Regions from separate parts of the Mus musculus genome. Here all the other regions are linked to region 1. The links are chromatin loops, found by intact Hi-C in ENCODE. Cell type or tissue: left cerebral cortex. All regions are shown on one strand. Links, peaks and the distances in the headings refer to the core of each region. The heading gives the core; the rest is flanking DNA.

Region 1 (5,830 bases), core at 707-4,706:
TCAAGCGATCCTCAGTAGGAAATGATTGTATTCATCCCTAACTTTACACCATAGAAGCTGGAGCTACCCAGGGCACGCTTCAAATTCTACCTTTGTATTTGCAAGCTGTGTGATTTAGAAAAGTTTCTTCCAAAGCTTCCCCATTGATCAATGTAGAAGAGGAAAGGTCGGTGAGATCCCACCCCTAACCAACACATTATTTGCAATTCCATACCTGTGAGCAAAGGCACAAGCAGTTTTCCCCAATGGGACATCACAGTGCAAAACAACCACACTCCAAGGCAGGCGCTATGGCCAGGAAGAGCTGGCCAACACGAAATGAACCTGTTTTGTCTTATTCTACCGTGGGCTTTTTTTGTTTCCCTTTGTTTTGTTTGGGCATTTTTGAGGGTGTGTCTTAGTGGTTTTGTTTGTTTGGGAGGGAAAAGAGATTGAGAATGTGAAGTTGGGTGGGTAGGGAGGTTTGGAAGATGTGGGGGGAGCTGAGGAAGGGGAAAAACATGATCAAAATATAAGAAAAATAATTTACAGTAAAATGTTTTAATAAAATAAACAGTCCAAAAGAAAGAAGGAAAGAAAGGAAGGAAGAGAAGGAATGAAAAACAGATGGAGAAAGAGGAGGAAAGACAAAAAGAAAGGAAGAAAGGAAAGAAGGAAGGAAAGAGAAGAGGAGGAAGAGAGAGAGAAAGAAAGAAAGAAAGAGAGGGAGGGAGGGAGGGAGGGAGGGAGGAAGGAAGGAAGGAAGGAAGGAAGGAAGGAAGGAAGGAAGGAAGGAAGGAAGGAAGAACACAGACAGACAGACAGACACACAGACAGAGGAATGAAAGTGTTAAAAGCAACCTCAATCAATTGCCAAGAGACAGTACGTGAAGCAACACTCCCAAGAAGGTCCAACAGTGTGCAAACCTCACTGCAGACATGCTCAGACCTCAGTTCCCACCACTTTTCCTCAGCCAGAGACAAGGGGAAGCAAGTGTCCGCCAAGCGGACACCTGCTGGGAAAAGAGGAACTGAAAGCGGATAAGGGGGTGGGTTGGGGGGTAAGGGGAAATGAGATGGTGCCAGCGATTAACTGCAGCGGGTCGACTTTCAAGGTCTGAGTGAGCACTTCCACCTACAATCAATCTTCAAGTACTTATGAAGCCTGAATATTTTATTTTTATTTTTCTGTGTCAGACCACGTGGACCCTAGCTAGAGAAGAGCTGGAAAGCTGGGATTCCACTCTCTCGCGGAACTTGCAAGCCACCAAGCTGCTCCGGGACCCATCTCTACCAAACAATTAGCCAAGGAAGCAAAGCAAAACAAAAACAAAGCTAAGCCCAACTCGCCGCTGGCTTGGGAGAGCTGCCTTAAATTTCAAATACAAGGACAGAGAAAGCTCCAGCCTGCCTGGGATTAACGAATTCACTCTCCCCTCCCCCAAGGAAAAAAGCGCTAAAGAACAAGGTCAAAGGCGAGAGGCTCTGGGGAGTCACTAAGGTGATAAGAGTGCTTCAGAGACAGTGACAAAGGGGTAGTCTAGTCGCCTTTGACCTTTCAGAAAATCGTCTCAAGTGTGATGCAGATCAAAGTCACTGGTTGCTGAGAGTCTCTAAAAAAAGAAGCAGTAGCCAATGTGGCTTAGGGTCTTAAACTATGCACGAGAGAGGTTGAAGATGAAAAGCCGCAAGGTCGGGCGAGGTTCCTTCAAGACTGTTCGGATCACAGAGGACTCTTCCGAGGGGCAAAGAATTTACATCTTCAACAACCCCCCAGCAAACATTGTTCAGCCATGCACCCATGTGACTTCCTCGATGTAAAGAACTCCGAGATAGCAGCCTCAGTTCCTTTTTCGCTTTTGAAAGCAAACAGTTCTGCAAGAAAACAATACAATGGCTTTCCCAGGATTGGGGCGGGGTGGGTGTGAAGCCAAAGGAAGTGAGTTCTCTTTTTTTACTTTGTGGGTCCCGAGGATGGCGCAGGAATGGCTAGCCTTGGCACGAGGGCCAATGGTTAAAAACAAGAAATCTGAAAAGAAGGAATCTCTTTTTGCTTTCACCACAATGCAAAAAGAGAGAGAGGAAAAAAAAGCAAATCAAAATAAAATTAATTCATTTTATTAGGATAGTTTTGTCTAAGATCTTGTTAAACCCTATTAAAATTATTGAACAGTTTACCTTTCAGATCAACAACCATTGGCATCTTATAGCCTCCATTTAAAGAAACAAAAGAGTAATGATATAGGGAATGTAAACTTCTTCCTGGCAAGTCCTCAAGAGATTTTAGTTCAGTAAAGAAGACAGAAGTATAAATAACACGAGCCACTATGACCGATGTAACAAAGAACTAATTAATTAGACTAAGGGGTGGAGGGAGTCCTAAATTGAGGAGCTAAGAAATACTTCTTGAAGCAAAAGATGTGGGTTCAAATTTGGGCTTTGAAGAGAATCTTTCCAAAGAAACAAACAAACACGCAAACCACACTACAGCAAATGAGGATAAAGGCAAAGTGCTGTTTCTTTCTAGTCCTGTAGGGGGCACTAAAAAGGGCAGGTAGAGAAGACGGTTGTAAACAAGGGACCAGGACAGCCTAGGGAAACAGTCACATGACATCTGGAGGAGGGAATGCACCTTACTAAAGCCAAGGTAGGTGGGTGACATACGACTGGAGGCTCCTTTGTCTAGTTCGTTACTGTCTTCTTACTCAACTCTTTCCTAACTTCACTATTTCAGCCTGAGGGCTTATTTTCCCACTGTACTTGGAGGGCAGAAAGAGGAAATAACTCACCCAGCAGAGGGGATTTCTTTGTTGGGTTTTGAAGAAAGATGCTGGGGGTGGCTGACTCTGCTGAAACGTTTCCTTTTTCTCTTGGTGTTTGTCGGATTCTGCTCTTGAGCAATCCTGCTGCCTTCAGTCAAAGTCAACCCGCAGTCCCGTCGGCTTCTGACTTTACCTCCTGAAACTCTCCTACTCTGCCCTTTGCCTCTTCTGCTCAGGCGGGCTTACAGTTTCACAACCTTACCACCAATTGCAGAAAGTGTGAAACATTTGCACATCTGGTATCAAATATTACAATCTCCAGGTTAAAATGACGACTCAAAGTCAGATAGGGCTTTCTCTACTCCGTGAGCACTTCACTTTGCCAAGGGTTCATTCAAAAATGACATTTGCAATTTTCTCGCAGTGAAAGCAATGCTTTTCTGAGGTCACCTTTCTCTCCCTCTCTCTCTTTCTCTCTCACTCACTCTATGTGTGTGTATATGTGTGTGTTGTATATAGTATGTTGTATGTATTTCTGTATGTGTGATGCATGAACTTTTTCATGTAAGCGTGTGCACGTGTGCTTGGTGGTGCGTGCACACACGGATGCATGGGCACGTGGAAGCCAGAGATCAGCATCAGGTGACTGCTTCCATTTCTTGTGAGATGGGCTTGTTCACTGACCTCATCAGATTGCCAGCCTGGATGGCCAATGGTCTCCAGGGATTTGCCTGTGGGTTCTCCCGCTCCCGCTCCCCCCCCCCCCAGGTCCAGGAAAACAAATATGCCATTCAGTGTCTACGAGGTCCTGAGGCTCTGAACTCAGGTCCTCATGGCTTGCATGACAGGCACTTTACTGGCTCCCTAGCCTCTGACTCTCCCCATTCAGAAATGTGAATGACTGAAATAGACATTTTTAGGAGATGTACAGAGTTCAGTGTCAGCCTGAAAAAAAAAATCTACATCGCTGCGAATATAAGAGATGGAGTCCTTAAGCCTAACTGGGTTCTAGAACTGGCTTTCAATCACCCAGAGAGAAATTCACTTTATGTGAAGATCAAAAGCTTGTATAGAGTCCTAAAAGCAAAGCTGTCTATATTGCTCCTTCCCTCTGCCCCCTCTGCTCCAACACCCCTGAACCACAGACAACGGTCCTTTACAGTTCAAGCTAAACCAGGGAAAGTCTCCTCCTCTCTCCATCTCTCCTCTCTACATCCATTTCGGTATGAAACGCTGAGGTTTGGGGGTTGGCAGAGGCTCCTAGAGCAGAGTACAGACAGATGATTAAGTAAATACAGTGTGAGTTTTAGTCCGGTGAAAATGTATGCCTATTCACAAAATGACTAAACAAAGCATTGTAAAACAACAACAAAGTAGCCAGTTGATACTTTCCACAATCTTCAGCAAGTTTTTTCAATCTGTTTCTCAGGGGTCAACTAGGACCATTGAATATCATATATTTACATTATAATTCGTAACTGTAGCAAAGTTATAAAGTAGCAACAACATAATCTTATGGTTGCAGGGTCACCATAACCCAAGGAACTATATTTAAAGGCTTGCAGCATTAGGAACCGCATTAGAAAGGTCTCCAGCTTTTAAGGCTCTGCCACTAAATGCCTTTGCATAGACTCACAAACTTCAGGGCAACAAGCATTTAAAAAGCATCACTTGAACTAGCAAGGAATCCAAATGTACTAAGAATGTGTTTAAAAAGTGTCTAGAATCTCCGGTCTGTCTGCTATCATTTTATTGAAATATCTTCTCCTTCCCACAAATACTGGAAAGGGGTCATAGCCTAGGAAGTCACTTACTAGCTCTCAGCGTCAGAGGAAGCACCTGCTGTCAGCTGCTTCCTGCCCGAGACCATCTTCCCCCCTCCAAGTTGATTGCTATATCCACAAAGCCTTCAATCCTGCCTGGACTTACCAGGAATTCAATGAATATTTGTTGCACAGTGAGTGAATTGAAGTTTTCATTGTTGGCAAAGTGCTCTCTTAACTGCCCCCAACCAGCCTTACCTTGATCAAAGGTCTCAGAGCACTTGTGTCCCAGGAGGTTTCTGACCTTCCAGGTTTTAACCTGGATTTGGCCCGAAGGCCTCAATGAGACTAGCAACCTCTCTGGGATGAGGCTGCTCATTGACTTCAACATTACCCTACTTGGCTTTCCTTGGCTTTTTATGGTGGTAAATTCCAGAATAGATAGAAGATACTGCACAGTGTGGCTATACGAATGGCTAAATTTGAGCAGACAGGTCCTAAAAGTCATAGCCAGCTTCTGGTATGTTCCTCCCTGGGATCCATCCCTTGAGCCCATCCAATAACTTCTTCTCAAATGAGGGTTGGACTTAGAGCTTACATCTAACAAACTCAGTACATCTAACAAACTCCATACAGTAAAAGTTACCGTATATCCCAGATTTAAATATAAAAGAAGCAGCTAAATGCATTAGCATCCACTTGCCTGCCAACATTCCAGAACTTTCAGTAGAGAGATCAAGTTCTTTGTGTTCACAGGGAGATGCTAAACACTGTTCTGACTTCCGAAAGAAGGGTACTGGTTTTCTCTGACTACCTCCCCATCACTTACTTTGAGGGGGAAAAAATGTGACATGCAACAATTAGTCCCATGGTGAAGTTCAGATGCTCTAGAAATGAAGACTCCAGTCAACAGCCAGTGAGATACTGAGATCTGCCATGTGTAGGAGCTAGAAGTCAATTCTTTAGTGCCAGCCAGTCGAACTTTGAAATGACTGGATCAGAAAGGATCTGATACCCTTTCAGGGATCCTGTGCCAGAATCGTTATCCCTGACCCACAGGAGCCATGAAATAATAAGTACTGCCTTAAGCTGCCAGATCTTGGGGGTTATTTGCTCTATAACAAGACATAACTAAGGGCTGGCAAGCATGTTCGTAAAGGGCCACATAGAAAATATTTTGGGATTTTCCAGCCAGATGGAGTCTGGATCACTCTTGAGCTCCGCCATTGTAGCTCAGAAGCAAACCAAAGATAATATGCAAATGAGTGGACATGGCTATGTTCCTATAAAACTTTATTTATGAAAACAGTCAGCCGGCTTGCGAGC
Region 2 (5,830 bases), core at 1,224-5,223, 290 kb after region 1:
ACTTTGTTAGGCAGCCAATTGCATATTACAAGAAATTCTTTTGTAGAGTTTCCTGTTTTAAAAGATACATTTAACAGAGAAAAAGAAACCTCTCTTGTCACAGAAGTAAAGAAACAGAACAAAGTACTAGCTAACAAGGACAATTTATAAAAATTTGATTTGTATACAGTTTTTGGTAAATTCATTGAATTTTCCTTCCCTGTGACTTTGAAAAATAAAGAAGCTCAAATTAGCAATTTTAGGGGGGAGGGAAATACACCCCAATCATGTAACTTAGACTTCCTGTCATGATTTTTACTGCAGAGTCGATTACTGTAGGTGGGAAATGGCGCTCTTGGCCTACACCATTTTCCTTCACAGAGAGAAATTGAACAAAAGATAATGGGAACTCCACGCAGAGAAAGAAGCCATGCTCCTTTAACACACCAAACATTCCTGTTGGTGCTGCTTTAAAGTCAGTTTCAGAGAGGACGGGGAAGGGCCAGTTCCGCACTGAAGCTTTAGCCGTTTCCCTAACAGGAGGCTGCTGTGCTTTAAGGACAAGGACCTATGGGATCAGGAAAATCTCCGTTTCTGTTTCTTCTGTTTTAAAGACTGTATCTGGAAAAAAGAAAACATGTTTCCTACCTGAAGGAGGCAGGTGGAGATGCAGTACAGGAGCAAGACAGACACCTCAGAGCACCCAGACAGACACCTCAGAGCACCCAGACAGACCCCGAAAAGCACCCAGACAGACACCGAAAAGCACCCAGACAGACACTGCAGAGCACCCAGACAGATACTGCAGAGTACCCAGACAGATACTGCAGAGCACCCAGACAGATACTGCAGAGCACCCAGACAGATACTGCAGAACACCCAGACAGATACTGCAGAGTACCCAGACAGATACTGCAGAGCACCCAGACAGATACTGCAGAGCACCCAGACAGATACTGCAGAACACCCAGACAGATACTGCAGAACACCCAGACAGATACTGCAGAGCACCCAGACAGATACTGCAGAACACCCAGACAGATACTGCAGAGTACCCAGACAGATACTGCAGAGTACCCAGACAGATACTGCAGAGTACCCAGACAGATACTGCAGAGTACCCAGACAGATACTGCAGAGTACCCAGACAGATACTGCAGAGCACCCAGACAGATACTGCAGAGCACCCAGACAGATACTGCAGAGTACCCAGACAGATACTGCAGAGTACCCAGACAGATACTGCAGAGTACCCAGACAGATACTGCAGAGTACCCAGACAGATACTGCAGAGTACCCAGACAGATACTGCAGAGTACCCAGACAGATACTGCAGAGCACCCAGACAGACACCTCAGAGCCACCCAGACAGACACCTCAGAGCACCCAGACAGACACTGCAGAGCCACCCAGACAGACACTGCAGAGCCACCTAAACAGTGCTTGAAAACACACCAACCTGCCCGTTTACTGTAAGCCAACAACATATTTGGTTTTTAGAAATCATATGTGCTAAACTTACAAATCAAATGCAGCCTTATTCGCTGTAGCAAAGTTTAAAAACCTTAAAGAGAACCTGACCTTCTCCAAATGACGCCGTGAGTAAGCCTGGGGACGTAGTACAGGGAGAGGGAAGGAAGGCTGGGTGCCAGCGCCCCGTGACTTACGGGCGCTCCTGCATTATTCTTAAAACTATTTATTTATATTATCTGTGTGGACGTTTACGCTGCATGCAGAAGAAGATGGGTGCCCTGGAACGGGAGTTACAGATAGTTGTTAGTGGTCAATGTGGGTGCTGGGAATTGAACTCGGGTACTTTGGAAGAGAAACCAGTGCTCTTAACATACTCTCCAGCCTGCACGTGCATCTAAAGCTGTCAAAGTTGTACATTTTGGCTGAGGGACATTTGAATTTGCAGACACTGTGTTCTTTCAAATAAGTCCTTCCAAATCTTTGCTTACATAAGCAGTTAGGAACTGAAATAACTCTGAACTAGTTACACAATGTTGTCTAGTAACCAGGATGTACTGTTGCCACAACACCCGTGGAAATATTCTGTCTGCAAGTCTACTCTCCCTGTGTCCGCAGATGTGTCAACACAACATTGCTTTATAGGTAGTATGTACCATATGGTCCATGAAAGTGGGCAACGGCTCTCTTCCCTCAAACAGGCTGATGTAAAAAATCTTTTGCAAAAGAGAAACCAAGCGTGCTCTGCTGAGAAATGTGACTCTAAATGACATTTAGCAGGGCACTCCCCAAAGTCACAGAAAAGGCAGAGAATTTCCTTCCCCTGGTTCCAGAACCTAAGACAAGAAAACTATGATTATTTTTCTGTCCTTGGCTCTTTGTCAAAATGAGGTTGAGGCAGAAGATATTCCCAGCTGCCCTGAGATTATGCAAGGCTACACCTTACTGTCCCCTGGGAGAGGAGATAGGGAATCCCACAGCTGACATCCAATCTGTCAGGAAATCCTCTTGGCTCTGCCTTCAAAATATCTTCAGAAGCCTGCCATCTCTGACCCTCCCTTGCTCCTGCCTGTGTCAAGCCACTACTGCCTGAAGTCCATTAGTTCCTTAGTTTTCTAGGTCCTTGCCCCCAGTGCCACTGCGGCACTTACTCAGGCGGCACCTGCCATGTGACAGGTGTCTTGACCACACTCCTGCAGCCTCTCGCTATTGCCCAGAGTGCTTTTCTGCACTTTTGCAGCGTTTTTGATCCACTATCCTAAAAAGACTCTGTTTTTAACTGAGACTTCCCTGTTTCTCTGAGTGGGATGTAGAATTGAACTTTTCTGGACAGGTTTTAATTTATTGCTTCCTTTTCATTTCTTTAAAGCTGAGAATGGGGAATGACCACGGAGCAGTTCCTCAAGAAATACTTATTGCGGGAGGGACATGGACGCATATGAGAGCGAAGCCTGGCAGGATTCGGCCATATCTGCCACCTGTTGGTAAGGCAATGTAAAGGCCCCAATGTGCCACCTGTGAAGGAAAAAGGCTAAGGCAAGACAATCTCCAAGCCAGCTCAGGGAGGGAGGAACAAGGAGAGACCGTATGCGGGTGGGGGTGGGGAGACAGGATGCAAGGAGGAGGGATCAGAAGTAGATTACTGTGCATTTTATTATCATGGTGCACATTTTCAAAAAATTTTAAAGGAACATACTTGCATTCTTACCTGAAATATTCCAGTTTGAAAACACACAAACAAACTACAATAACAAATCCTACCCATCTCTGCTCAGGCTAACGGCTGATTTCTCTGGGAAAAGTCTTCTATTGCCTTCTCTAGGTGACTGATCATCTCTTTGGGAACACTGCCCCCACCAACATTTCCGTGACAATTCCCCATACAGGACATGAGGGGAACTCTCCAGCTGACATGTGTTCCGTCCACTGCTGTCTTCCTTCCCCTGCCCAGGGTGGGCGCTGTTGGGCCTTCTCACGGGAGCAACTTGCTGTGCTTCTCTGGGCGGCCTGTCTTTATTTTGGCTAATGGTTTAAAGAACTGCACATTCTGGGATTTTTTTCCCCCTATAATGTAACTTGAAAGTCTCAGTTTATTATAAATAACTAATTTGACCTGAATGCTGTCTCTAACTCTAAAGAAAGGCATAGTTATATTTGCACTATGCATTGTGCTCAGGATTGAGATAAGGAATCCAGTGTTTTAGCAATCCACAGAACGACGGTGAGAGTTCTGACTTCAGTTTCTTCATCTACTTTTAGGACAAATAATAAAATGAATACAGTAGGCTAAGTTGTGGGTGGTGGCGCACACCTTTAATCCCAGCACTTATGAGGCAGAGGCAGAGGGATTTCTGAGCTATAGGCCAGCCTGGACTACAGAGAGAGTTCCAGGGCAGCCAGGGCTATACAGAAAAGCCCTGTCTCAAAAGACAAAACAAAACCAAAACCCCCCAAACAACAACAATAACAAAAACCCCAAACCGTCAAAAAACTTTAAGACTACAATTTACCTGAAGGTAACAGGTTTCTTTGTGTGTGTGTGTGGGTGTGGTGTGGTGTGGTGGGGGTGGGGTGTATATGCCTGTAGTTGGCAGTATGTAGGTAAATGTAGAAACCAGAGGTTGAATTCAGGTGTCATTCTGGGAAGCCATCCACTTTGTTTTTTGAGATTAGGTCTCTGACTAGCCTGGAACTTGCTAAGCCGGCAAGATCGTCTGGTCAGTGAACCCTCATATCTGGGCTCTCCTCAGCTTGGATTACTGGCTCTCCCCACCAAACCCAGCTTTATATACAGTTTTTGGGAATTAAGATCCTCCTGTTCACACGGTACACTTTATCTACAGTGTCATCTCTTTAGTCGCAACAAACTCCTTCAATTATATTCCTATTTGAGGAGAGTGGCAAAGAGAATCTGAAATACCCCACCCTGTGTAGCCACATCATAGGTGGCAAATGCTAAAAGCCTATGTATAAATGTGCATGTTAGCAATGGAACTCAGGGTTTCTTTCAAGCATGCTAGCCAAACCTCAACTGCTGAGCTATATTCTAGCCATCTCTGATTCAAAGTCTGATGGCAGAACCATGGTCTATTTCTATGAAAATATTAAGAGTCAAACCAGAATCCTAAAGAAAAGAGTCTTTAAAAAGCCAAAAAACAAACAAACAAACAAAAAAACCAACCAAGTAAACAAAAAACAAAAAACCCAACCCTATATATGTGACTTGATTATAACCAAAATAAAGATTTTGAGGCGATAAACATTCTAAAACCATGACTACATGATAGCCAATACTTTTGCAGAGAATTATTTGGGGGTGGTACAACCAAGGTTTAAAAATATAGACTGGTAACAACTGATTTTTTGTTTGTTTGTTTGTTTGTTTGGTTTGTTTTTTTCGAGACAGGGTTTCTCTGTATAGCCCTGGCTGTCCTGGAACTCACTTTGTAGACCAGGCTGGTCTCGAACTCAGAAATCCACCTGCCTCTGCCTCCCAAGTGCTGGGATTAAAGGCGTGTGCCACCATGCCCAGCTTACAACTGATTTTGGTATCCAAATATTATATCAAAATTTCTGTCAGGCATTAGAGACAGAAGTACAAGCCACAAAGATACCAACAGTTACTTTGTATGCCTTAATTTCTCCTCTATAGTGAGACATTAGAGGATAGCTAAGACTCACCTTAGTGTAGCTTCTATGTGCTAGCCAAACTGCTACAGGCACACACTCCCAGCCCTTTGCCTTTCATAGTCTTACTATATAATTCATGCTAGCCTCAAACTCAAAACCCTCCTGCCCCTGACTCCTGAACTCTAAATTAGAATGTGCCACGATGTTTGGCTTTGCTACTCTAAAGTGAAGTCACTGGTGTTCGACTGGCTTTGTTACATAAAGGCAGCTTCACATTACTCAGGCTAGTGCTCCCCTCTTGTGGATGACTGACTGTTCTACTTAGTGCTCCCCTCTTGTGGATGACACTCCTTCATCACAGTCCCACAAATACCACATAAACTAGCTGATTCTGGTTCTTCTGGGTTACCGTCAAGGGATAAGTACCCTTTTGCTCTAGCTGGTGACAGGCCCACCTTCAGAGCAAACTTGGTTTCTTTGTTTTTTGTTTTTAAAATATGAGTACACTGTTGCTCTCTTCAGACACACCAGAAGAGGGCATCAATCCCATTACAGATGGTTGTGAGCCACCATGTGGTTGCTGGGAATTGAACTCAGGACCTCTGGAAAAGTAGCCAGTGCTCTTAACTGATGAGCCACCTCTCTAGCCCCAAGTCAGGAGTCTTTGCAAAGCTTAAAGGGTACCGGCAGGGGGAGTGAGTCTCAAAAAGAGAAGGAAAACTCTGAGACAGTTTCTAAGTCAGGAGCACTA
Region 3 (5,830 bases), core at 656-4,655, 200 kb after region 1:
AGGATGTCTACATGGCCTGAAAATGAGTTCCTTTGTAATAGGAAATGCACTACAATGCCTGGAGCTTCGCTTCTCTTAGGCTCTCAGCCCACAGTCCTTCCTGCGGGGGATCAGGTTACCCAGAGGCTCACAGTAACCAGTACCCTGCAGTATCACTCAGCTAGGTAACAGCTAGTATTCAAACTGCTTTCCAACAACTAACTTGGGTGTCCTAAAATAACTCCTAGATATATTTTTTTAATTATAATGCAATACTAGAATTCTTGTCTGCAAGTGAGTGCTTTTAACTCACTCTCCTCTCACATCCTGTCGTCTAGAGATAAGGAAAACATGGCTGATTGGAACAGCCTCCTTTTAAAAGTATGAATTAAATGGCTCAAATAGTCCCCCGATCTGCTACGTCAACGGGCCCTGTTTTCCCTTTAAGCAAGAAGGTAAACAAGAATTAACACTCTTAAAGACAGTAGAAGACCTGCAGTCCAGCAAAACAGCCTGCAGGAAAACAGATTAAGATCTTCAACTCTATGAATGACTGTAAATTAGTCTCACCTATGAAAGAAATGGCCTCAGGGAAAAACTGGGACAGGTTTTGGCTCCAGTGATCCGAGATAGGAATTTGCTTGTATTTGAACTCGCCCGCATTCTCAAACAGATTGGGCAAATTGGGGGTGACATTCAAGATGTACTTGATGCCAAACTCTTCCAACACGTCCAAGTTGGTCGAGTCCTTGGCACAGCCCAGGTAAAGGAAGGGCAAAATCTCCACCGGGAAGGAAGGCTGGCTGTTGGACAGCGGGCTGCCATCAGAGTCCGTTGCACTATTGGGGTCTCGGTCAAGGTCAGACTCAATGTCCGAGGAAGAGTCCGAGCTGATCCGCAGGCCCCCGAGCCCCAGCACTGGCAAAGGCGGGGAACTGCTGCTGCACGAGCCGTCTAGATTGGTCTCGCAGTGCAGGGCGAACTCGGCCTGGAACTTACTGAAGCCACCTGCCAGAAACAAGAAAAGCAATCTTGTAACCGGAGAAGCTGTAGTAATTTACAGCTAGTGAGAAGCACAAAGAACACTATGGACAGGCACCCTAGGAACCCCCGGCAGTGGTAGAAGCACGCTTCAATGCGCACCTTTAGGAACACTACCCGCTGCTTACCCTGGGAACACTTATTCTCCTGAATCTGGAAATGCACAAGATTACTTTTCTTAATATTTCGAGGAGCTGCGAGGTGCCAAGCTGCACCCTGAACTACGTTTCCAGCTCTTGTGAACCTTAATCCTACACCTACCCAAAGAAAGGTGCCTGATTAACCCTTGAAGGAGAAGCTACCACGGTGGCCCAGCTAGCTCCCCTAAGCGCAATGCAAGCGGCGATCGCTACCTCGCTAACATTTTCCCCAGCCTGCAGTCCCAGCCCGGAGCCCTGCACCCGGGGCGCACAACATACCTTCCAGGTAGAACGCCCGGCAGCCCTCGTCTTTGAGTTTCTTGAGCAGCAGCCCGAGGACCGACTCTCCACCAGTGTTCTCATTCCAGTCGCTGCTATTCTCGTCGTACAGCACCACGGTGTCGGTGCCGCAGCGCCTGGTAAAGCGGTCCCGGTCCTCGCAGCGCGTGAAGAGCGCACGCACGGGCAGGTTGCCCTTCTGCAGACGCCGCAGCATGATGCCGGGGATGGCCACATTAATGGCAGATTCGATGTGTGACGACTCGTACAGCTCCTGTGGTCGGCAGTCCATCAGCAGAAGCCGTTCGTTGCCCAGCTCCAGCTGCTCGTTGAGCCACGACACCGTCTTGCAGATCGCCATTTCCGACGCGAAGGGCACGGGTCTGAGCGTATCTATCATGGGGGTCGAGCTGCAGGAGAAGGCGGGGTGCCTAGCAGACGCCCCTCGAGGCAGGCATAGGCCGAGCACGCTGCGCGAAGCTCCCGCTCTCGGAGCGGGGTTTGATTCCGCCTCGCCTTTCCCAAGCCGAGGCTAGCGGTTAGGGAAAGCGACACAGAAGTCAAGTCGGTGGTCCCTCTGCACCAGATCACTCTCCGAGTCAATGAATCTCTCTCTCTGAATGAAGGTGCCCAGTTTTGTTCCTACCCAGTGAATGAAATCCAATTAATTCGGACTCCGTGCCACTGAGAGGAGAAAAAGGGAAAAGAAAAAAAGTCTAGCGGCTCTTAATCCTTCCCTCTGAGGCTGCACCTCGGATCCAACCCGGTGTTTCTCGCCGGATTATTCAAGACTGGGTTTGCTCACAGTCCCTAGGACTCCGCGAGAGCACACCCCCTGTGCGAGGCAGCTCCTCAATGGATACAAACAGCCAGCGTCTCAATGGATACATTCTCTCGGTCAGCCAATGAGCGCGCTGCGGAAGGGGCTGTTGCCGTGGGGACGGGCCGGCTGGAACAGGTTGTGTTGATGAATTGTTAATGAGTTTGTCATTCACAAAAACGGAAAGGAATTTCCGCTCCGGATAAGCCCCAGTGCAAACAAGCTGCAACTGCGGGCTCGGCGGGAGGAAGGAGAAAGAAGAGGAGGCGGCGGTGGAGGAGGAGCAGGGCACATAAACCAGGGCACTAAAGTTGTCTCGTGTTTCCTTCTGTTTAGAGTTCACACTTCGCGTCTAACTCTTGCGCACCAGTAGTGCAATTAGCAAGCACAAAAGCCCTTATTCGCGACGCTTACAATCTTAAGTTAGCCTTAATAAAACTTGAGGGGTTTTCCCCCTTTTTAATTCTCTTTAACGCTAGATCCAAGCCCGCCATAGCGCCGCCCCTGCTCCCCCACCCCCAACCCGGTCCTCCTTTAGATCGTGTGTGGCATTTGTTTGGCTCTTTTAAAAGTCTAGTTCTGTTTGTTCTAATGTCCTTTTAGGCGAGGCTGTGTTGGGACTGGTGGACTGCCTGGGCTTTAGCGACCCAACGAAGTGTTAAATGCTAATCCAACATCTCTAGAAACAAACTAGTGTTTTGTTGAAACATTTTAAAGCAACTAAGCAAACAAGCGTTTGGTTGTCCAGAAAACCAGAAGCGCCCCAACCCCGGGCTTTCTCAACTTTCTTGGCGGCAGCGGAGGGGGGGGGGCGGGTGGTGTAAGCACCCAAAACCTTGTCAGCTATCCCTGCACTTTTCTTCTGCTCCGGTGAAGTGGGGGCATTCTGAGCCATTGTTCCGGAGATCTTGCTCCCCACCACCATCACCGGTCACCCATCGAGCCTGGGGAGTCGAGCTCCTTTAACGATCTGGAGCCAAGAGCAGAGTTTGGTTTCTAAGAGGAACCGGTCTGGCAAGGCAGCCTAGGTTAGGTGCCTGGGACGACAGGCCTCACCAACGTTTCCTGCACCCCGGAGACCTGCAAGCCTGCGGGAACTCAAGCGTAAACAGTGGCGGTTGTGGACAGAGGCCGGTCCCCTATCCTTTCTAGGCTGCAGCGGTCCCCGGGCCCCGCAAGGAGCACGCTAGCAGCTCCAAACGCGCTTGCGCGCTGCGCTTTGGCCGCAGCATTGCTGCTCTGGGGGATGGGGGGGGGGGGGCAGGACACGCGACGACCCCGTGATCGCTTGTAAGGCCGTCGCGGAACCGTCGCCTAGTGAGAGACCTGGAGCGGAAAAGGAGCCAGAGGTGTCCCTGTCTGGACCCCATGGTTCCAGAGTTAGGGTTGGGAAGTCTCATGGGCACCACCCGCAGGCAACTCAGGACGGAGGCGGCACCGGAGCCGGATGGAGGCGTGGCCGGCGGGGGCCGCGACGGCGACAAGAGCGCATCCCCGGCGCGCTCGGTTCTATTGTTATATAAAAGTGCAGAGGCCGCCCCTCCCGGACGGAAAACCACCTGTGTGCGGCGACGGCGGGCCCTGCGGAAGGCGCGCGTCCCGATCCGGTCAGCCCCTCGGGTCCCAGGGAAAGGAGCTGGGCTTTGTCCGGCCGCGACCGGGAGGCGGAAGCGCCGGCTGCGGCCCTTCCCGAATCCGGGGCGCGGAGGGCGTCTAAGGTCACGGGATCTCCCCAGCCCAGCGCCTCGCAGCCGGGTCCTACCTACTGTCGCCCGCAAAGCAATTTGCATTTTTAATCACCCGCCTCTTCCGGGGTTTGGGAAATGTGGGCTAAAACAGGGCGACTTGGAGGTCCAAGTAGCCAATTTTGGAGCCCTCCCGCAGGCAGGCGCCCCAGAAGGAGCGTTTTGATGAAAATGGGGGTTGCCTCCAACCTCTCTCCGCGCCTTTTTTGGGCAGCACTGGGAACAAAACGCCCATATTTCATTGGCTAGCTTCCAACTCCCGCTGGGGTAGGCCTGTGCTGCAGCTGACGCCCCCAGATCCTTCCCCATCTGTTACAGGTTTTCCCACCCTGAGACATTTCAGTCTGTGGGACCAATGGTTAGGAGGAGGGAAGTGGGGTGCTCCGCGGAAACGTGAAGGACAAGCCTCAACCTCCAAACAGAAGAGGGAAGCAGGTTGGGTTTTTCTTTACCAAAATTTGAAGTGAAGCACCAGACAGTTGGGAGGTTGATAATAATATCTTTGCACACTGGTGGAGAGCTCTAAGCATTTGTACCTATGTTTCTGAGTCTGAATTTTTTCCCACTTCCTTCAGGAAATTTGACCTTTCGATCTAACTATATCCAGTTACAGTTTTTTCTCCTTGTCATCTTTCTTGTATTTTACAGGGTCTTTGTAATATTAAGTGGGCACCATGTGTGGGAATGTCATGCCCGTTAGCTGATATGCTTATATGTTTTTGAGCTAACCTGCAAAATGGCTTGAGCACTTTGGGAGGTTTTTTGGCCAAGGTCGGATTTTTTTGTTTGTTTGTTTGCTTTTTTTGTTTGGTTGGTTTTTTGTTGTTGTTTTGTTTTGTTTTTTAATTTCCTGCCCCAAACACTCCCTTTTAAGTCTGCTTGATAGCCTGCCAGGTTCCTCACTTGCAGCTAACCCCTCAAAGGTCTGCTCAGAACAGTTTAATTCACTCTAGTTTAATAATGGGGCAAAGCAGGAGAGAGATGTCCTACTCCAGCTCAAATGACACCTTACCCAGGTTACCTTGGTGGACTGGGATGTCTTAACTTCTTGAGGTTGCCTTTTAAAAAGTTGGTTTACAGGGGCTGGAGAGATGTTTCAGCGGCTAAGGGCACTGATTGTTCTTCCAGAGGACCCGGGTTCAAATCTCAGCCCCCATATGGCAGCTCACAACTGTAACTCCAGAATCCCATACCCTCATACAAACATACATGAAGGCAAACTACCAATGCACATTTTAAAAAAATGTTTTCGGCTCATTACACCGAGACAGATGAAAGAGTTTATGGAACGGTGCTGTAGGGTGGACACGGCCTTGTTTCTGTGTCTCCCTGAGTAATTTTGTGCAGTCTTTAGAAAACCTAACACAAGTTAGGTAAGGAAGATGAAGGAATTGACCCGAGGCTAAACTAAAGCAGAGAAGGTGCTCAGGGCTTGAGGCCAGAATTGAGGTGACCACGTCCAAGGATCATTAAGCTCCTACTTCCTGCTAAGACACAAAGATTTTAACTTGCCTAAGTTGTACATTTCAGCTTTTGACCACAGGTTCTGTTGCACACACTGCACGTACGTTAAGGGAGGGTAAGGCTCCGTGGCACACACCAGTGGTTTTCTTCACTAGTCAACCATTCACAAGATTAATAGTTCTTTCTTCCTTAGGGTATGTATCGTGGGTTCTAACTCTCACAGTTCCTTAGCTAGGAGCATGGGCCTGAATTCAAACCTTACCTGTATGACTCACCAATATGGAGGCAGCCCTGGGCCTCACTTCACTTCTTCACTCACTTCATTTCTTCTCTCACTCCACGTTTTAGGGAAGTAGTAGGAA
Region 4 (5,830 bases), core at 715-4,714, 300 kb after region 1:
ACTGTGGTTGAATCGAAAGAAAGGACATCCACCACGGGGGGAGACGAGCTCTGCAAATCCATCACCTCACGCTTGGGATTAATCTGTGTGCACACATGAATAAGTCAACGGGACATCCTCTGTCATAAGGACCAATACTAAAAAAAGAGAAGTATTTATAATCTATTCTAAAAATAAAGCATATACTCATGGATAAGGCACAGATACTGGCAAAATATGGTTTCACTAAGCCTACCAATGTACACACTATCGACAATGTTGCAGTTAAGCAGGAAATGGCCATTTTCACATTCTAAAAGCAATGCAATTCACCTACAGAGGAATATTAAAATAGAAAGACCCACCTCAAGAGATGCAGAAAATATCCTAGCCAGTACATTAAAACAAGAAAAAGAAATACAATGTTAAGATGTATGAATCAGAGAGGAAATGATAAAGTTTCATTTAAAAACTCAGTGACTACCAATGGAGAGCTAAACAGGACCTACTTCTGAGCCCTCAGCCTCACCAAGAGAACCAAAGAGCACTGCCAGCCCCACTCAACACACAGACCCAAGTGGATTTTAACATGACGTTAAAATACGGACAGTTTCGAAAGTACTGAAGAAAACCCACCAGGAATTCATGGGAAAGACTAAGACTTCATTGACTCGAAAGTTTCAAGTAAACAGAAAGTTGTACTGTGGATGGTTTGGAAGAAGAGCAAGGCGTGGGTGGGAAACAAACACCATAAGATTCAATGGCATCTGTCTATAGACAAGGATGATGGACCGTTTTAAGAACTGGCTAGGTCCACGGATCCCGGCTAGCAAGGGTCGGCAGGAGATATGTAGAACCCAAACGTGATGATCAAACGGTAAAACCAGCAAGAACAAAAAATTTACGGTTATTATTCCAACCAGAGGTGGAGAACAGCATCTGAAAACCCGGAAAAGCAAAAGCTGCAAGCAAGGGGGATGCGTCTGTGATCGATCACGGATGCTGTGGGAGAGCTGTGTCACTGTGAGGATCATTATGAGGTCGAATACCGGAAAAGCAGAATATCTAATATCTGTACGCAAGCTTATACACGGAAATGTAGACAACAGAAATCCCATGGAAAAACAAATCTCAGAAGTGAAACCGTCAGAGGTTCTCTGCAGCAGTGAAAATGGCAAGAAGCACCATTGCTAACACAGGAGTGCTCCATACTGTCAGCAGCGCGCACGGCCCTTTGTAACTGTAGAGACTGCCTGCGAGGTAAAGCCACTGAGACACAAGGCTCCGTACACATATAAATGTGTCAGTTCACGTTATATAAACATCTCAGGGTTTTTTTTTTAAAGATTTATTTATTTATTATATGTAAGTACACTGTAGCTTTCCTCAGATACTCCAGAAGAGGGCATCAGATTTCGTTATGGATGGTTGTGAGCCACCATGTGGTTGCTGGGATTTGAACTCGGGACCTTCGGAAGAGCAGTCGGTGCTCTTAACCACTAAGCCATCTCACCAGCCCTCTCAGGGTTTTTATACGAAATAAAAAGGCAAGTTACAGGAAAACAAACTCAACACAACCCCATTTACCAAGACTTTCTGACCATTCAAAGCTAGAGAGTATTTAATTATAGATTTGAAAATACGTATGCAGTAAAATTGCAGGGAAAGGGGAACGAGTTCCTGGGTCGATGAGCACCTCCAAGAGGAACTACTTCTAAATTCAAAGGCCCCAAGGCAAACCAAAGAAAACACAACCGTTCTCAGTTCTAAGGAGAGAGCCAAAGAGAAGCCAGACAGCAGAGCCAACGGGACAGCACTCAGGGCCAGAAGAAAACCCTAGCTGGCTGCTCAGTGACAAAGGATTTAGAAAGGAAACACAGCTTGACACAGCTGCTCAACAAACACCAAAATAAAAACAAAATACACTTTAGAAAACAAGTCCCAGAGACAGGGTGAGCTAAAAGAGTCCTCCCCATTCCCCCCCCCCCCCCCCATCCCAAGCCTTCCTCCAAACCGGCTAAGCAGAGCCATGGTGCAAATGAGCAGTTGACAAAGGCCAAATTACAAAGAAATCTGGGAAAACCTCGAGGCTGGAGTCTAAGTGCTTTAGAGAGACCCATCTGGGGGAGTTGCTGGACATTGTTCTAACAGTGGGCCGAGCCCTAGGCAAGAAGAGCCGACTGCTGGATTTAAAGCACTCAGGCTTGAGGGGGCGGTGCTGTTGTGACGATTAGATTACTAGATTTAGATATTTGTACATGTGAGTGTGTGCACTCTTACACATGGGACTGCACCATGGCACATGTGTGGAGGTTGAAGGACAATCGGTGAGCTTTGGATTCTTTCTTTCCACCACGTGGATCCCGGGAGTGGACTCAGGTTGGCAGGCTGTGCTGCAGAAGCCTCTCTTTAACTGCTGAGATAGCTTGCTGGCCTGGTTTTGCATTGGGGATCCATCTCACCATGGCTATGCACCGGAAGCTGGCCTCAGTCTAGGTCCCCTTCCCTTTGACTCCCGAGTGTTGGGATTACAGGTGCATGTGCCACCATGCTCAGTCCCCTAGCTGTTGTTTTAGAAATACATCTTATGATTATTCAGCCCACTGTGTGACAGTGGAGGTGCCCGACTCCAAGACACAGTAAAGGGGGGATAGATTTGTGTACAAGAATGATGGAGGACAGCTGGCCCAGTTGGCCAACACGTCTTCCTTCCAGCCATTTTCCAGCAGAAAGCCAACACCTCCTCCACCGTCCCTGTGAAGCAGACGTACATGGGCCTCCTTTATGCCTTTTAGTCTTAGGTGAGGGGCCAGAGAGCCACGGTAGTCTTTTCTCTAGCGCCACCTAGTGCAGGTATAGAGAAGCTCATCAATTTTGCTTTGCTCCTGAAAGAGAAACTGCTCTGAAAGTTTAAGTCCTAACCAAGGAAAGAATAGGCCCCTCCTGTAGAAAATTGTTGACTTCCTACAAGTTTGTAATTTACTTAACTAATAGTGTTTTACTACACTGAAGAACAATTGCTGTCTCATAAACCAAGTGGCCTTGAAATGGGACGGATTGAGAGTTGGGCTCTCATTACCTGAACAGGGGGACAATGGAGAGTTATGAGCGAGAAGGTTGTATAGAATCTTGAAGGTAACCACGCTCCCGACCTAAGGGTCTACATCACCGAAGAGCTCAGGAACGCGCACACTAACATAGTCTGTAATGCTTCCCGAAGGGCAGGGCACGAGCCCTTAAAGCTGGGACCTCAGTGTCTGCTGACAGAACCAGATTTGAGCTCTTATTAAACCGAAGCACGGCAATAGATGGGCAGAGCTGCACAATGAGCCACGGTGCCAGGGCTGCACCTTGGGCACTGCCAGCTACTAGCTTTTGCATCTACTGACCTGAATTTTCATGTGAATAAAAACATTACTGACTTTCAATGGAAGTCATGGAAAAATACTGTACAGGCTTACATGTTCTTCTTCTTATTATTACTAGTGCCACATAAGCGCCTCAAAACAATATGTATACAGTTCAGCTAGAATTAAAATATAGAATTGGTAGACAGGAAATCCTATTTTCACCCTCAATGGTAATGTTTTTAACCTTATTAGCAGATTAAGGGAAACCATGATCTAAGATTTGAGGATTTCTATTCTATTCATCATGACAGAATTTTCACCAATGAACTATAAAATATTTAGTTATATAAAAAGATTGTTCTGTCCTGCTAAGTAACATAGAATTTCATACGTAACCTATAGATGATGTTGCTACTCAAGTGGCCATTCTGAAGTTGAAGGCAATCAAGAGAATGATTTCATTAATGATTTTGACTTCACTGCTCTCCCTGCTAATATTCCGTAAGGCTAGAACAACTATGTGACCCCCCAGTCTCACGAGGATCTATCATGATCCCTTAGGAGGCTTGCTGGGTTCCCCACTGTCTTAGGGTTTTACCATGACCAAGGCAACTCTTATAAAGGACAATGTTTAACTGCTGCTGGCTTACTGGTTCTGATGTTCAGTCCATTATCATCAGAAGTATGGCAGTGTCCAGGCAGGCATAGTGTAGGAGGAGCTGAGAGTGCTACATAAGGTTCCAAAGACAAACCAGGAGGGGGCTCGAGAGATGGCTCAGCGGTTAAGAGCACTGACTGCTCTTCCAGAGGTCCTGAGTTCAATTCCCAGCAACTACATGGTGGCTCACAACCATCTATAATGGGATCTGATGCCCTCTTCTGGTGTGTCTGAAGACAGGTATAGTGTATTCATATATATAAAATAAATAAAAGCAAACAGAAGACTGCTGCTCACAGGCAGCTAGGAGGATGGCCTACAGGGCTATACAGAGAAACCCTGTCTCGAAAAACCAAAAACAAAAAAACAAAAAAACAGCCCACCTGACAGTGACAAACATCCTCCAACAAGGCCAAACCTACCAACAAGGCCACACCTCCAAATAGTGCCATTCCCTGGGCCAAGCATATTCAAACCACCACACCTTCCAAATATGCAAATGAGAAGTAGACTGGACTACATAGGGCAGCGCCATTCAAATGTCATGTGAATACCCTTTGAAGGGAAAGCATTTTTTTCCTGGAACAGTACGGTGAAGCTCTTGCTTGTGGCCTGCTGAGGAAGTTGACATAAACTACTCTTAATTCAAATAGGCTAGAGCAAGACACCCGTGTGAAAACTTGGCCTTCCCAACAACATGGAAAGACAGTGTTCTTTCCTTAACTGTAATGAGGATGGAGGGCTTCAGCAACACGTCTGTCCGCAGAACAAGGAGGGGACACAGAGGGGCGTTCACATACGAGGCTTCTATGTTCCATGTCTTTTTCTCGTGGCTTCCTCTGGTGGATTTGCAGAACAATCTGGCTGCCATTCCTCTATTCGTGTAAGGATTAGTATTTCTACATCTGGTTGGCAGTAGCAGAGATCTGAGACTCTAATGGGTTTTGTTCTTTCATACAAATAAGACAAATGCTAGCAAGCCAGTGGCCTTTGCAAAGGCCAAACAATTCCACGCAGAAGGTTAAGAAAACATAATAAGATATAAATCATAGGGAGTCTATACTGCTCTAATCTCAAAAACCCAACACTCATAGCTACTGCAAAAAGAAGAGAAATTACTTCAATTCTATTTGTTAAAAAGACATAATTTTATATTTTTAAAAAATTCTGAACACAGAATGTTTTCCGTTTTAATTGAAGTGCACCTTCCTAAAGCTTTGAAAGAGAATTATTTTAAAGTATGATTTCTCATAAGTGAGCACAGTATTTCTTGTCTAATCTAAATCACATCTGTGGGACAGTTTTAGTTTTAAATTAAGCAGTTTTTTCTTTCTTCAAGGGATCTATAGTCACTAACATGAAGACTTTAAAAATAACTTGATATCCAATTATTTTTTATAATGTTAAAATATGCTCTGTACAAAAACCATTATACTTTGCTTTATTGTGAGTTTCATTTTTAAAACAAGATGACTCGCAGTTTATACGCAGAATCCTTTTACTTCTCTGGCTCAGCATCTGGAAGTATTTTTCAAAAGTCAGTCATACAAGACAGTTAACTCAAACAGCTCTCAGGACCTACAGGTGATTTAAACTGGGCACCTAAGGCCAACTTCCTCAGGCCCACACAAAATGTTCAGGCACATTCTCTGAATTATGTGCCGTACAACTGCCCTCTAGCTCCATAATGAAAAGGCAGCTTTTAATAGACGTGTCAGTGCACACGTGAAAAGCACAGCCGAGCGCGTCTCTGCGCAGCCTGGGTCAGCCTGACCGAACCACACAAAGGAGCTGCTTTCAGGGTTCTCAGCTACAGAGTCAGAGCAAGCCATCCAGTCACCTT
Region 5 (5,830 bases), core at 709-4,708, 120 kb before region 1:
CGCAGCAATTTCACTGTAAGATTAAAGACATCGTCAGCCACCTGGGGGCTAATAGAAAGTGTCAGCCGTGCTGGTGGAGTTGCTTCCAGGGCAGCTGATCTCGCAGGACATTTTCCATAGATAGGAGATCAAAGAGCGAGCTGACTCCAAGATGCCCTCCTCCGAGGCCCTCTCTTGACCTTTCGGCTCCCCTTGCCATCTGCTTCCACTCTTGTTTAGTAGTAAGGCAGGTGGCTAAGAAGCACGTTAGTCCAGGATGACACCAATGGCCTGGGGTCATTCATAATGAGTAGTGTGGCCAGCCACCTTCAGCCTTTTTCTTAAACTCTCTCAGATGGTGTTCCAACTGTAGTGAGAAACCAGCTTAACACTTCCCATTGGCATCTTCTGAGAGTAATGAAGTAACCAACCTTTAAAAAACAATAGGCTGGCCAGGTGGTGGTGGTGCATGCCTTTAATCCCAGCACTTGGGGAGGCAAAGGCTGGTGGATGGTCTAGGCCCACATGGTCTACAGAGCGAGCTTCAAAACAGCTACACAGAGAAAACAACAAAGTAACACACACACACACACACACACACACACACAAGATAGGCTGACAAGAAGAAAGAAGATAGAGTGTTCTTGTTCCTTCAGCTCTTTAAAGCATCAGTTGAGCAACAATAACAAAAATAACAATAAAAATCCCGTGGCGGAATGTCTACTCCGAATGAAGAACAACGCAGAGGACAAAAAGAAAAAAGAAAAATCCATTGCTCCATATGAAGGGTCCCCAGAGACCTGTGAGAATTGCTGTCTTATGATGTGCTATTGATTGGTGGCTTGGAGAAAGGAAACGCTTAGGGACATAGAGATTTGTAATCTTATTTTCTTTGGGGAATAGAAAGTACAGAAGGAGAGGAAGCCACCAGAGAGATGAGAATGGAATGATTGGATCTAGAAAAACACCATAGTGGGTTCACTAATCTCAGGTCTCTTATGGGAAGGGGTGGGCACATAAAGTCTGTACGGAGAAGACAATGCTAAGGGATTGGCACATAAAGTCTGTACAGAGAAGACAATGCTAAGGGGTGGTTATGAAAAACTTACTATCTGTGAGGCAAGTCCCCTGTAAATTGTATTCCATAGGAATTTATAGTGCAAATACTAGTGCACATCCTCTCAGCTCTAGTACACACACACACACACACACACACAACACATACACACTTGTACACACATCATTTTAACAGAGGATCAATACCACCTTATAATCACTCTCAGCCGAAGGGCAGACAGGATGTAATTCTGTCATGGTCTGTGAATATGTAAACTCCTATCAGTTGGTCTTGTACATAATTGACATTGCAAATGTTGGATTTTAATTGCAGATTCAAAGTCTTTTTACATTATCAGTCAGTATTCAAGTTAAAGCTTATTTACAAGCATAAGAACTGAGAAAAGAGGTAAGTAAACGTGGGGCATTAATTAATCTATGTAAGTGTTCACCGTAGAAGGGCATTATTTCATTCCTCATAAAGCAGCAATCAAATGCTTTCTGAGATCGTAAGAAATGAATAGATAAAGTTGTGCCTCGTTTAATGACTGAGAACTATGCAAAATAATTGCTTCTCACACCCTAAACAATGAAAGTGAAAGCAGGACACATTATCAAGTCTCCAGGCAGGTATTAACGGTACTTCCAAACACAGGGCACTTGCATTCACTGATGGGGCAATCATTCTCTGCTTTGCAAAAGCGTAGCAGAGCCAAGAACCGCGGCTCACCAGCCAGGTCGAGTTTTGTTCTTCTAACTGGTAATGAACTAATGGGGGCATCACCTGTCTCGTGACACTTAGACTCAGTTAGCAGGGATTTTGCTACATTTTTTTTTCTTCAGATGAGAAAACAGAGGCTCTGCTAAGTCAAATCATTTGTCACCCTGTACACTGGAAGGGAAATCCTAGAGATAGCGTTTCAAACTAAGTCAGTCTTACAGCCAGAACTTATTGCCCTAGCCATTCTGACCCACTGTTTCCTAAGACAGAGGAAAAGATTGCCATACTTCCTTGACAGATTAAATGAGATCACAGCACCTCTCTTTCCGGTGGAATTTCTTCTCACTCACAGAAAAAGCTGACATCTTTCTGAAGGCTTCATAAGAGCTGAACAGCCTCACTGGAGCCTTGCCTCTCTCCCCACTGTCCCCTGTACTGGCTGGCTTTATGTCAACTTGACACAAGCTGGAGTCATTTGAAAGGAAAAGACCTCAGCTGAGGATGGGGATAAATGATAGTCTAGGATGTACTTTACCCCTGAGGACTTTTGTACAGACTACATTAAATAATATAAGGTCTCCCAGCTGTGGTAAAATATCTGGTAAAATGTTTTTATCACATCATTTGCAGATGAATAGGAGCCGTGAAGAACAAGAGGATTCTCATGCAGGGGAAAGGTTCCCTGCAAAGTTAACACCAGAGATGTTTCTTATCATAGCTGGGGGTGCATCTATCAGAGAGAAAGCCAGGGATGCTCTTAAGCATCCTACAAAGTTGCCCATTATCAGCCCCAGAAGTTAATAAAAACCTGATGAGAAACCCTTCTGTCACAACATAGTGAAAATGCCGCTAGCTCAGATGTGAAAACCATTTCCACAATTGCCATGACTCCCCTGAAGTTTTGAAACCCAAGCAGAAACAATACACCATGTTCGTATTCCTTTGCGCTAGACGGTTGATTCTCAACCTATCGGCTGCAAACCCTTTGGGGGTTGAATGACCATTCCACAGGAGTTGCCCAAGACCATTGGAAAACACAGATATTTTACATTACCATTTATAAGAGTAGCAAATTGCAGTTACAAAGTAGCACTGAAAATTTTATGGTTGGGCTTCACCACAACATGAGGAACTGTACGAAAGGGTCGTAGCGTTAGGAAGGCTGAGAACCACTCAACTAGAGGCTTGACCTTAATCTGCCTCCACCACTACCCTTTGGGAGTCAAATCAGATACAGATCTCAGAATCTAGACCTCAGAGCACACCGGCAACTGCGCCTGAAGAATGGTGTGCTGGCCAGTTCAATTCTGCAGCCAGTCCACTAGGGGGCAGAGAAACACTATCAATCGTTCAGCATTTGCCTGCTAGCGTCGGAGAATTTAGTAATGTAAATCTTAATAGGAATGTTAAATTGTTACTGGCCCTTAAAACATTTAAAGATTCTCTGAATATTTTTATTAAGAACATGTATGTCTTTGCAGTCCAGGAGACTGGTTCCAGGATGGACTCGAACTCCCATCGTGTCTGAACTGTGAAATATGGCAGTCATTAAGTTCGCCACTGTGTTAAGTGGAGGTTTAGTAGCCGTTGATGGCATTGTGACTGTGAGGACTATTATTATTTAACTTTAATAACATATTATGAATGTGCTGGTAAAATACTTTCTTTTATAGAGATTTGATTCTACTGTGGGATAATTTGTAGCAAATCAGTTCATGGAATTACATCTACCAGGATATAACCTATCAAAAAGTGAGTATGCACAGAAACTTTACAGTGAACTCCAAACTGGAAAAAAAATAGCATAATTTTGGTATTGAACCAAACTCAACCCAAGAGTCAGTTCTAATATTCCTTATCATGCATACTACAGTAGAGTGGAACTAACAAGAGCGTTATATTACCGGCCTTTGATAATGTAAGATATACATAGATATATCTCTCTCTTATGATTTAAATTTAACAACTGTGGAGATGAACATTATATAAGTCATCTTTAAGGTTGGTCCTGCGACACACACACACACACACACACACACACACACACCATGATTATGACTAATGAGAGTGAAAAATCTCTATCCAAAAACCACTTCAACTTTCCCTAACCTGTATCCACACGCACACATAGAAGTATAAACAAACAAAAAGCTGTTTGGCAAGTGTTTTGGCTTGGATCTGAGTGACGCTGTCAATTCCAGTAAATAAGAAATCCGTGACTCAGAAAGGTTGAAGCATTGTATCAGAAAACCTAGACTTTGGGAGACTGGAGAGAGGCCAATTACCCAAGTCTGATCACGTGCTACGTGGAGGTGAAAGTGGTCTCTGCCAGGTCATTGTCTTGAAGCTCTGGGAAAAATGTATTTTATGTCCTGTATCTCAACTAAGGAAGAGTTGTAAACATTGTAGTCTATGAGTGGACAGAATAGCAGTTACAGCAGTTCCTGGCATGTATTAGCCTGCTAAATATTACTCATAATTATCATATCATTTTAAAGGTAAGCCAATCCAAAGATTCTTTTGTTTTACACTAGATGTGATTTTTCTTTCTAAAGCATTAAAGCACAGTATTTCTAAAAAGAAAGAAAGAAAGAAAGAAAGAAAGAAAGAAAGAAAGAAAGAAAGAAAGAAAGGAAAGAAGGGAGGGAGGGAGGGAGGGAGGGAGGGAGGAAGGAAGGAAGGAAGGAAGGAAGGAAGGAAGGAAGGAAGGAAGGAAGGAAGGAAGGAAGGGGAAAAAAAGAAAAACAATGGACTGAACGTACTGGACTCTATGGGTGTTAAGAGACTTGGGGAATTTGGCTCAATTTCAAAGCTGTCCCAAGACAATCATCATAACCGGGCCACCATCACTCTTCTGCCTTGCTTGTGCCTCCGGATATACCCTCTCCCCCCACCTCCTTTTTATGTAAACAACAGGTGCAAAGACTGGAGGGAGGAGAGAATATTCTTTTTTTCTTTCTTTCTTTTTTTCTGTCTAGCCACCAACACTGGGGTCAGAGTAAGGAGAATCACAACATGCAACAAAGGAAAGACACTTGAAGCCATTGAGAAGCTTCTTCTGGGAAGCTCAGAGCTCATTCAAGATTTGACCGCTTTTGCCAGATTACAAGAAGTTCCACTGGACGCGGAATAATAACTGGTTACTTTTAATTTGTGAGAAGATTGAAGGTCAAAGAAAGTGAAGGATCTAAGCACAGGAGTAACAGAGCAAATAAACCCAGATGGAAATTCTCGTCTTCATGTCAGCTCTGCAACAAACGGTTAATGCCTTGATGTGTTGCCATGGAAACAAGACCCCTATGTCAGGTTGACATTGATTCTAGCAATGGAGAAAGTGCCTTGCATTCTCTTCAACCTTGATTGTATTTCATTCAGAAAAAAAAAAATCTTCATTTTAAGAGATCAGCCCCATATCCTACGAGGACCAAAATACCAATACGGGCAATATGGTAATGTGAAATTCCATTACTGAAAATTTGCAAATTCATTTGTATCACATCTTATTTAATATGGCTTAAAAATGAAAAATTAAAGCCAGGCATGATGGGGCACCCCCTTAACCCCAGCACTCAGGAGACAGAGGAAAGTGGATCTCTTGAGATCATAGTAACAAGAGCTACACAGCAACACCCTGAATCAAAACAAAGAACAAAAGTAAGAATTAAAATATATATAACAAAAAGCAGGAACTACAAAGTCTTCACTAACATTATGCCCTTAGAATTTCCTTCCCTTAAAATATAGCTCAGAAGGGGTCTCTCTAGTGAAGAATTGATGAATAAATGTGTCTTTGCCACATTTAAAAAAAAAAAGGCTGTGAAATGATCAGACTAACAAAACAGGCTAGGCTTGAATGCTGGCCCTGTATCCTTAATCTATGGCCCTAATTCTGGGGATGGAGATACAGATCAGTGACTCAAACCATGCTTAGTATACACAAGGACCTAGATTTAACCCTTGGAACATTTGAACCTAAGTGAATCTATAGTTTCCTATGCCTCCATTTCTCACTGGTAACATAAAGACAATAGGACTTCCTACCTAGTAGGATATTCATGAAGATTAAGTAAGCTA

The links. A loop is a pair of places that touch in the nucleus more often than their neighbours do. Peaks named below come from ENCODE experiments on the same cell type or tissue, not always from the same donor. Only the 100,000 strongest peaks of a DNase experiment are listed, where the experiment ranks them.
Region 2: it touches region 1 in a loop (7-fold over the local background); 16 of 42 quality-filtered maps call a loop at or near these places.
Region 3: it touches region 1 in a loop (5-fold over the local background); 20 of 42 quality-filtered maps call a loop at or near these places.
Region 4: it touches region 1 in a loop (2.4-fold over the local background); 13 of 42 quality-filtered maps call a loop at or near these places.
Region 5: a loop joins it to region 1, with 2.3 times the contacts of the local background. A loop is called at or near these places in 14 of 42 quality-filtered maps.

The regions. Positions count from the first base shown.
Region 1 is chr10:99,456,981-99,462,810 of GRCm38, reverse strand. Gm35035 (a long non-coding RNA gene) reads left to right here and starts at 2,137. Exons shown (of 3, transcript XR_872000.2): 1 at 2,137-2,626. Gm34983 (a long non-coding RNA gene) reads right to left here and starts at 3,056. Exons shown (of 3, transcript XR_380739.3): 1 at 2,769-3,056. In left cerebral cortex, for the core only: a CTCF peak has its summit at 2,501 (motif pointing right); DNase peaks (open chromatin) are centred at 1,733, 2,564, 2,797, 4,585 and 2 more places; H3K4me3 peaks cover 1,161 bases; H3K27ac peaks cover 2,866 bases.
Region 2 is chr10:99,166,131-99,171,960 of GRCm38, reverse strand. All of the region lies in intron 10 of Poc1b (POC1 centriolar protein B), which reads right to left. Among named protein-coding and RNA genes, the nearest start is that of Galnt4, 61 kb to the right of the region's middle. In left cerebral cortex, for the core only: CTCF peaks have their summits at 2,929 and 3,435; DNase peaks (open chromatin) are centred at 2,042 and 2,911; H3K27ac peaks cover 1,187 bases.
Region 3 is chr10:99,259,701-99,265,530 of GRCm38, reverse strand. It overlaps Dusp6 (dual specificity phosphatase 6), which reads right to left and starts at 2,300. Exons shown (of 3, transcript NM_026268.3): 1 at 1,440-2,300; 2 at 550-987. The coding sequence starts at 1,839. In left cerebral cortex, for the core only: CTCF peaks have their summits at 2,469 and 3,676; DNase peaks (open chromatin) are centred at 2,379, 3,301, 3,740, 4,238 and 3 more places; H3K4me3 peaks cover 3,926 bases; H3K27ac peaks cover 3,855 bases.
Region 4 is chr10:99,159,122-99,164,951 of GRCm38, reverse strand. It overlaps Poc1b (POC1 centriolar protein B), which reads right to left. Exons shown (of 12, transcript NM_027740.7): 10 at 3-83. Among named protein-coding and RNA genes, the nearest start is that of Galnt4, 54 kb to the right of the region's middle. In left cerebral cortex, for the core only: a CTCF peak has its summit at 2,823 (motif pointing left); a DNase peak (open chromatin) is centred at 2,815.
Region 5 is chr10:99,574,701-99,580,530 of GRCm38, reverse strand. No RefSeq gene overlaps it. Among named protein-coding and RNA genes, the nearest start is that of Gm20110, 32 kb to the left of the region's middle. In left cerebral cortex, for the core only: a CTCF peak has its summit at 3,070 (motif pointing right); a DNase peak (open chromatin) is centred at 3,069; H3K4me3 peaks cover 289 bases.